2 separate regions of the Homo sapiens genome follow, and region 1 is linked to region 2. Evidence: chromatin loops called from intact Hi-C (ENCODE). Cell type or tissue: IMR-90. All regions are shown on one strand. Each heading gives the region's core, and the rest is flanking DNA. Links, peaks and the distances in the headings are about the cores only. Region 1 overlaps LINC02669 (long intergenic non-protein coding RNA 2669). Region 2 overlaps LOC105376360 (a long non-coding RNA gene).

Region 1 (4,401 bases), core at 110-4,109, 72 kb after region 2:
TCCTTTAGTCACTTGTTCAGCCTCAGGTGCACTTTCCTTTCATCTCTCTTTCCACATGTCTGAATGCCTAACCTCTCTGCAAATAAATCCCAAAGCCTGTCTCTTCCATTAGCCTCTCTGGATACCTCCCTCCTGTCAAGAGAAAAGATTGTTTTCTTCCTTTGAGTGAACAAAACACTGTCTAATTATCTGTGATAGCATTCAACATGAATGAATTATCTACATTATAATGTGGTTATTTCTGTAAAGTCTGCAAGAGCTTAAATTTTTTTTTTTGGTTTGTAACAAAGCAGCTAGCTCAATATATTGCACATAGAAGATGCTCATTTAATGTTATAAAGCAAATAGCCAAGCACATTGTACATAGCAAATGTTCATTCAGATATAATCAAATGCATTTTCAAAATCTGTTCTGTATCAGATGATGTTAAAGTAGTGTGTATCTAATACTATGTAAATATAATTGAGTGCACATTTCACCAAACAAGAAATACGAAAGGCTAATAAGCACATATAGAGATGCTCAACATTAATAGTCATCAGGGAAATAAAAATTAACACCACAATGAGATATCACTACATACCCACTAGAATGATTATTATAAAAAGACAGACAATAGCAAACAAACACTGGTGAGGTGCAGAGAAGCTTAAGCCCTTCGTACATTACTGATGGGAATATAAATTGTACTGCTGTTTTGGAAAACAGTTTGGCAGTACAATGTACATTTCCATCAGTATGTAAATTATTCATAAAATGTTAAACATAAACTTTCTAGAAAACCCACAAGTTCTAAAGCAAGAAATCTACTCACACAAAGACTTACATGCAAATGCTTATAGCAGTTTTCCTCATGATAGCCAAAAAGGGGAAACAATCCAAATATTCATCAACTGGTGATGGGAAAAATGAAACGGACCAGGTCTGTACAATGGGAAGTGATTCAGCAGTGCAGAAATAAACACTGATATGACTACAATACCTACAACGTGGAGGAAACTTGAAAACATTAAGCTAAGTGAAGGTAGCCAGTCACAAAACCACATAGTATACGATTTCCTCTATATGAAATATTCCAGAACAGGCAACTCCAAAGAGACAGAAAATAGATTCCTGGTTGCGTGAGCTTGTGGTGGGAAGGAGAAATGACTACAAATGGGCAATTGGGATTCTTTTGTGATTGTAAAATTGGATTGTGGTAATGGTTTCACAACTTTGTAAATTTACTAAAAAATCATTGAACCGTACAATTAAAATGGGGGAGTTTTATGGTATATAAACGAGACCTCCATAAAGCTGTTAGAGAAAATCACTGGACTTCCAGGACATGCACCTTTATCTACTGGAAGAATAAAGTGAAACGTAGCTTCTTTTAAATAGTTTTCTAGCAGAAACATGCTCAAGTACCACAAAAGGATAAAATATATTATCTGTTTAGTTCTAACTTACTTATTATGTTTTGACAGAATAGTCATTTGGACTAAGACAACAAAATAGTTCTTTATGCAAGCTATTGAAATGGAAATAAATATTTAGAGAAAAATCACACAATCTTTTTAAGTAACAGTTCTGTAGAGATCTTAAATTTTCAACAATTAGGTTAGAAAGGAATGCTTTCACTAAGCCTTTATTGAATCTGATCCACTAGTTTGTTCATATAAATCGTCAGTACATAGCAGTCTTTTACTGATTAATTATTCACCCCAAAGTCTATTAGCAAATATTTACCGCTTATAGCCTAATTAAAATAGAACCCAGGCTACTATTAAATAGAGGTCGTTCTAAAGCTCTTCTCAAGAGAAGTATAGACTTGGTTACCGGAGAATTGTCAAGGAAATCCTTCTCAGAGGGTAGTTATTTCAAAATTGATGAGTAATTTAAGGATATTAGCGGCATTTAACACTCTGAGTTCTAGTGTTTATTTAAATCAAGCATCGGATTCATTTAGGCTGGGTAATGAAGTAATCAGTAATGAGTAAAGAGCATTTTCATAAGAAAACAGTAGCACCATGGGCATAAATGATGGTCTCCCCACCCCTGTGAGCCTGCGTCCTTGACAACATAATAGGCCGGTAGGAGACCCCACCTTTTGAGTTTGCAATGCCAGGTCTCTCGCCCCAGGGACTGTAAGCAGGTGCCTCTGGGATGAGCTCAGGGATTCTCAGAGGAGACCATCAGGCCCACCCTTCCGTCTCTCAAGGAGATTGGAGAAGCGTAATTGTTCTTTCTTCCACTTTACTGTATAAATTTGAATGTAATTCTGTCCCAACTTAGTTATCATCACTTCTGTGCTACCTTCTATGCATGTAAATTTGATGATAAATTGTTCTATAATAAATGGTTTCTCCCCTTCCCGTCCCCCATCTCTCTATTTCTCTCTCTCTCTCTCTCTCTCTCTCTCTCTCTCTCCCTCTCTCTCTCTCTCTCTCTCTCTCCTCTATTAGTGCAGAGCATTCTTTTATTGGCAGGATTGTTTCATTTCTCCAACACTGCATACCAGTGTTAGAGAAAGAATGTTAAAGTTTCAACAAAAGAGACTCTTAATGCTTTTCTGGACAAACATTGAGCTTCCTTTTAATTGTACATTCTCAGTTTCCTTCAAGCAGCCCTTTGGATGGCTACAGGGTTTTCTTCTCTGCCCTGCTGGGGACCAGGAGCTCCCATCTCCCTGTTTCTTCCCTGCTGACCTCAGGGCAATCTTGGAGGGGGCCTCGGGCTGTGCTCAAATATAAAACAAAGCTTGTAAAGTAGATGTGTGAAAAGAGGAATGCAGAGGTTTCCAAACCCGTTACTTTCCTTCTCTTTTGCTGCAATGCAGTTTTATAAAACACGAAGTCTCGTTTGAAACTCTGTCTTATTGTTTACAACAGCCACTCACTGAAAAGGAGCCTTAGAATTATAAATAACCTTCGAAAACAATAACAACAAACAGCAAAAACTTTAATAAGGTCACAGACATGTTACTGTAGACCAAGTGCACTGTTGAGAGCGGACTGTTACTATGTTAGGTGCGGGACAGAAAGATTTCTAGAGAGCTTTGTGGAAGAGGTTTCCAGTAATTTAGCAACCAAGACAGTTTGTCGTTCAAGATATGACGAACTTTCTTCTTTTTGCTTATTAAAGTTGAACATTAAAAAACAAAAAACTGAAGATCTGTTAGTGAGTGTATTTGGTACATTAATTTTCTATGGTTGCTATGACAAATTATCTTAAAGGTACTGACTGAAAACAGCAAAGATCTACACTCTCAAAGTTCTGGAGGTCAGAAGCAGGACATCGATCTCACTGGGCTAAAGTCAAGGTGTCGGCAGAACATGGTTCCTTCTGGGGGCTCCAGGGGGAGCCCATTTCCTTTTATTTTTTAGCATCTAGAGATTGCCCACATTCCTGGGCTCATGGCCCCTTCCTACTTCTTCAGTGCCAGCACCAGTGGACTGAGCTCTCAGGTCACGTGCCTCTGGCTTCATCTTCTGTCTTCTTCATCTACTTTTTGTTTGTTTGTTTGTTTGAGATGGAGTCTGGCTCTGTCGCCCAGGCTGGAGTGCAGTGGCGCGATCTCGGCTCACTGCAAACTCTGCCTCCCAGGTTCACGCCATTCTCCTGCCTCAGCCTCCCGAGTAGCTGAGACTAAGGCGCCTGCCACCATGCCCGAGCTAATTTTTTTGTTATTTTTAGTAGAGACGGGGTTTCACCATGTTAGCCAGGATGGTCTCGATCTCCTGACCTCGTGATCCACCCGCCTCGGCCTCCCAAAGTGCTGGGATTACAGGCGTCCTTCATCTAGTTTTAAGGGTTCTGGTGATGACATTGGGCCCACCCAGATAAAAATCAATCCAGATTAATCTAGGATAACCTCCCATCTCAAAGTGCTGAATCACATTGGCAAAGTCCCTTTGGCCATGTGATGTCACATATTCACAGGCTCTGGGAGTTAGGACGTGGACATCTTGGAGGGGCCTTTCTTCTGCTGACCACAGAGAGGAAGTGAGAACACGCTCATTCCTATGCCTCGCTGTGGAGACTATAAAATGCAAAATCTCCCTAGGGAGGGATATAGAAGCAACAGCAGCAACACAAGCATATCAGTATGTAGGACATTTAATCCAGCAAGGGTTTTCTGGAAATTTGTCCAAGGATATAAGTATTTATAAACTCAAAGCTTTTCATATCATTGTATTTGGCACTATGAAGAAATGGGAAAAATTCAAATGTCTAACAATGGTAGATTGGTTAAATAAATCATAGTATATTTATTTGTATCAGTTATTTATTGCTGTGTAAATAATTGCCCCAAGGTACAGCAACTTAGAAAATTGACATTTCTTCTTCATACAGTTTTTGAGGGTGAGAAATCCAGGAGAAGTTTATCTATGTGGCTTGGGCTCAGGTTCTTCTATGAG
Region 2 (4,401 bases), core at 244-4,243:
CTTTGCAATGAACACTATGAGGAGGACAAGAAAAAAGAATAAAAAGATCAACAAAGTAAATGAGAACAAAAGGGATCTAATCCCAAATTAAAAACCCCCTGTGTACCCCATGCTGACAGCCTCTCTCTCAAACTGCCAGGATAACCAGGACGCCCTAACCCTGAAGCCAACGTGGATTTGCTTGACATGGTTTTTGTTTTTGTTTACTGTCTTCCCCATGTGTCATGCCCGCTTAGTGGCTGGGCACATGAGGCCTCACCCCACTGGACTCTGGAGAGGGTTTGTAGGACACAGAGAGGCTTCCCTTTCCCCCAGGGACACAGCGTCACAGCAGACAGGCCATGGCTCCAACTTAACCTCCCATTCCTCCCAAGCTCTGACAGTGAACTATGTTGAGCTCAACAGCCACATTTACCAAGGGTAAGATTCTCAGGCCTCTCCTGGACCAGCTGTCCCAGAATCTGCATTGCAACAAGGCCCTGGTCATGGATACACTCATCAGAGTTTGAGAAACACTCTCAGATTCAGCGGTACTGAAAACTTTGTGGTCTCGGGATCTCTCTACGCTCTGAAAAAATGTGGCTTTCCAGAGCTATTGCTATGTGCTTACATTTATCTCTATTTGCCAAATTTAAATTTTAAACTGTGAACATTTTAAGATATTTGTTTATTACTTTATTTACAAATAAGAACAATGACCCAACTACATGTTAATATAAATATTTTTATGAAAAGTCATTATAATCTCCAACAAAATTAGAGATAAGAATGGCATTATTTTACATTTTTGCAAATTGTTCATGTCTGGCTTAATGCAAGACAGCTGGGTCTTCTCTGCTTTCACATTCAATACACTGCACTAGTGTACATCACATAACCTCTGGAATACTCCACTGTACATTCAAGAGAGAATGAGAGTGAAGGCAGGAAAGTCTTGGAATAATACTATGAAGAGTCATGTGTTGTGACTATAATAGTATTTTGTAACAATAATCCTAAACAATGATTTGTTTAGCATTAAACAAGTAGTTTTGACCTAGCAGTCCTCCTGAACAAGGGCTCACTCCGCAGAACCTTTGCTCCTATCCAAGCCCCACCTTCATTAGCTGGGTGGTCTTTTTAAGCAAGTGATGGCATCTCTGCTTTTCCTTACTTGAGGCGGTAGACAAAACCCCAGATTCCACTTGTCCTGAGATTCACCTCTGTTCTAGGTACTTTTTTTTTTGAGATGGTGTTTACGCTCCTGTTGCTCAGGCTGGAGTGCAATGGCACAATCACGGCTTACTGCAACCTCCGCTTCCCGGGTTTAAGCGATTCTCCTGTCTCAGCCTCCTGAGTAGCTAGGATTACAGGCGCATGCCACCACGCCCGGCTAATTTTTGTATTTTTAGTAGAGGCGGGGTTTCATCATATTGGTCAGGCTGGTCTCAAACCCCTGACCTCAGGTGATCCGCCCACCTTGGCCTCCCAAAGTGCTGGGATTACAGGTGTGAACCACCGTGCCCAGTCTATGTGCTAGGTACTTTTATGAATCTATACTTTACTGTGGGAGAAGAAAGGAAAAACAGAGACCCAGCAAATAACATGCCCTTGTCCAACAAACAGAACGCCGGAATTCAAGTGGAGATCTTTGGAACTCCAGTCCTCCCTCCAGAGGTGAAAGTGTTATTTGTGAATTGTAAGTTGATCAAGTGCTGTAAACTAACTAAAGTTACAAACTAACTGAAGTGCTAGAAACTAAAATAAATACAATAATGAAGAACAAGCATCATTATTCATAGTGTCTTTAATATTTCCATAGGCTACTTGGTTTGAAAAAGCAGCCTCCTCTGTGAGCCACTGAGCAGGAGGAAAAGCCAGCCCTGGAAGGACTCTGCAGAGAACAGATCACAGTGTTTAATTTGCCAGAGGCATGCGAGCTTCTCAGAGTCCTACAGCCACAGGAGCTTTGCCTTCCCTTAAATGAGCCGTGGGGCTGCAACCTGGGTGTCGGAAAGGGCAAAGTGCAGTCGAACATTCACATTTGTCCTGGAAGGACAGTTGATGTTTTGATGTTAGGAACACTGGGGGAAGTGGGGTGTTGTTGGTTTGAAGTAAGATTATTCTGTGTGTTATAACAACGGCAACCCTGGAATTGACAGGGAGACCCAGTGCAGGAGAGAAGGCAACCAGGCAGGGTCTTTGCTGTTCAGGGAGGTTCTGAGCTGGAAGGACAACGGAATTAGGTGTAGCGGGAGAGCACGAGCTCGGCCCCCGCCTCCTTTCTGTCTTGGCCTTTCTGCCTTGGTCTCAGCGGTACCCATTAGTTCCTTTGCCAGTGCCCCTTTTGACTGAAGAGCCTGCCGCCTCTTTCACTTTCAGTAAGTCTCCTTTGCCTAAATGTGCTGATTAACTCACCCTGTCTTTTGGTATATTGGGCAGGTCTACCCAAAGGAAGGATTGAGATAAAGTTCTGGATATGTCAAGGTAAATGGGAAGTTCAGTGATCTTTTGTAAATTGTCAGGCCCTGTGCTGTGTTGTATGTTATAAAAACAAACAAACAAACTCAGAAGATTTCACTTCTGCGCCCACAGTATAATGTAATAATTAATATATGTTCCGGGCAACTAAAAATCAGGTTGATAGCTGCCGATAAATATGCAAACACGCGAGGTCAGCTGTGATTTTTGTCAGTTCCTTTTTGTGGTATTTTAACAACAATTTACCTTTTATCTGCACATATTGTCTATACCACAAGGTCCCCTGAAAAGTGGGGCAGGTGTTTGAGTCATAAAAGATAAATATATCCTGAAATGGCTATTGTTTCGAGTCTGTGAATCATTTCAAAGGACATTTGCCGTGCAAATAGATGATGTAACTCTATGTGTTTTCAATAGCACATCTGCAAGTTAAGTCGTGTGATTCCCTGGATGATATTAAGTCTGCAAATAGACTGCCACTCACAAACAATATTGTAAGTGAGATCGGTAGAGTCCCTGTTCTAGAACAAGGACATTGACCTGTGTTTTCAGCTAAAGCAATGTTCACTCCCTTAAGGGAACATACCTGATTTTATTTTGTTAAAACTTTTATTACTGCAAACTTCCTGCATGTAAAATGTACTAGTGAAAATTCTTTTGGTATACTAGCAGCCTGCATTGCCCAAAACCGATAAAAAATAGATTAAAAATTAAACATTTATGACCCAAGGAACTGCTGAATAGACTATGTTGGGAAGAACATCTGTAACCATAAAACTCAGACTCTTGAAATTTGAATTTGCCTGTTGTGCTTATTTAATTACTGTGCAGAGTTACTTGTTGGGTCCAGGTAGGGCAATGACTGGGCTGTAAAAAATATTATTCCCTCAAGGATTGTCTTGTGCAAATTCTAGAGGGGAAAATTATCTTTCCAATACCCAAGTGTGACTTCCATTACCATTAAATGGAGCCATGCGTACTGTGTGAGGGTATAATGGACCCCAGAGTAGAGAGATAAAACTGTAATGCCAACTCCCTATAGCACATCAGCAATATTATTTAACTTGAAGCTTTTTAACCTGTGAGAAAAGAGTAAACCTTGTTCTTAATTAAATGAATAAGGCAGCTTGTAGATACGTTCATTAACGCACATAGATTCACAGCTTGACGGTAAGCTTGGTCCCCTCTTTCCTGTCCTCATCCCATCCACCCGGATCACAAGCATCTCCAGTTAGAAACCCTGCCGGGTCATTTTTGTGTCCTCAACAGAGTCTAGCGTAGCAGGAAGCAGATTGTAAGATTTAGCAAGATACATGCTTATGAAAATGAGCAGTGGGAAAATAATTACTTGGTTTTTGTTTAATTCTATTTGTAGATTGGCTATTTCATTTCTGAGTAGCAAATTTAACATATTTAAGGTTAGAATCTACCAAGTTTGCTAACGTTCTTAATTAGAAAAAATGCAAGTCATCCATATATGAGTTTCCGAATAGTGGCGTTGAGTGGGTCTCTGGTCTCAGGAGGAAAAAGAAACGAAGATGATCTTACCAAAGAATAGAAACAGTGAGTCAGGAAGGCAGGTTTTAGTTCTAGTTCTCACACCAAATATTTATGTTATCTCAAATTCTCTTGATCATAATTTATTATTATAATAAATTATGTATTACAGATAATTATAAATGTACATTATTTATTTAATAAATAAATAATAATTTATTATTAGTTCTATTGGAGGAGACAATAAAACCCAATAATAATATTTATTGTATATTATGCATATATTATATATTTATATTATTTATTATATATTTATTATTATTGGGTTCTACTGTTATCGCCTCTCTCATTCCCTAGTACCCAATAATAATAATAATTATTATTGAGAGGAACATACTTATCTCAGGAGGTATCCTGAAGATGAAATAATAGGAGTGAAACTGT

The links. A loop is a pair of places that touch in the nucleus more often than their neighbours do. Peaks named below come from ENCODE experiments on the same cell type or tissue, not always from the same donor. Only the 100,000 strongest peaks of a DNase experiment are listed, where the experiment ranks them.
Region 1: it touches region 2 in a loop (5-fold over the local background); 1 of 110 quality-filtered maps calls a loop at or near these places.

Annotation. Positions count from the first base shown.
Region 1 is chr10:3,434,847-3,439,247 of GRCh38, forward strand. It overlaps LINC02669 (long intergenic non-protein coding RNA 2669), which reads right to left. Exons shown (of 5, transcript NR_155743.1): 4 at 1-132. All of the region lies in intron 1 of LOC105376360 (a long non-coding RNA gene), which reads left to right. Among named protein-coding and RNA genes, the nearest start is that of LINC02669, 66 kb to the right of the region's middle. In IMR-90, for the core only: a CTCF peak has its summit at 2,374; DNase peaks (open chromatin) are centred at 985 and 2,505; H3K27ac peaks cover 1,813 bases.
Region 2 is chr10:3,363,010-3,367,410 of GRCh38, forward strand. All of the region lies in intron 1 of LOC105376360 (a long non-coding RNA gene), which reads left to right. Among named protein-coding and RNA genes, the nearest start is that of LINC02668, 110 kb to the left of the region's middle. In IMR-90, for the core only: no CTCF peak of the experiment used is centred there; no DNase peak of the experiment used is centred there; H3K27ac peaks cover 1,006 bases.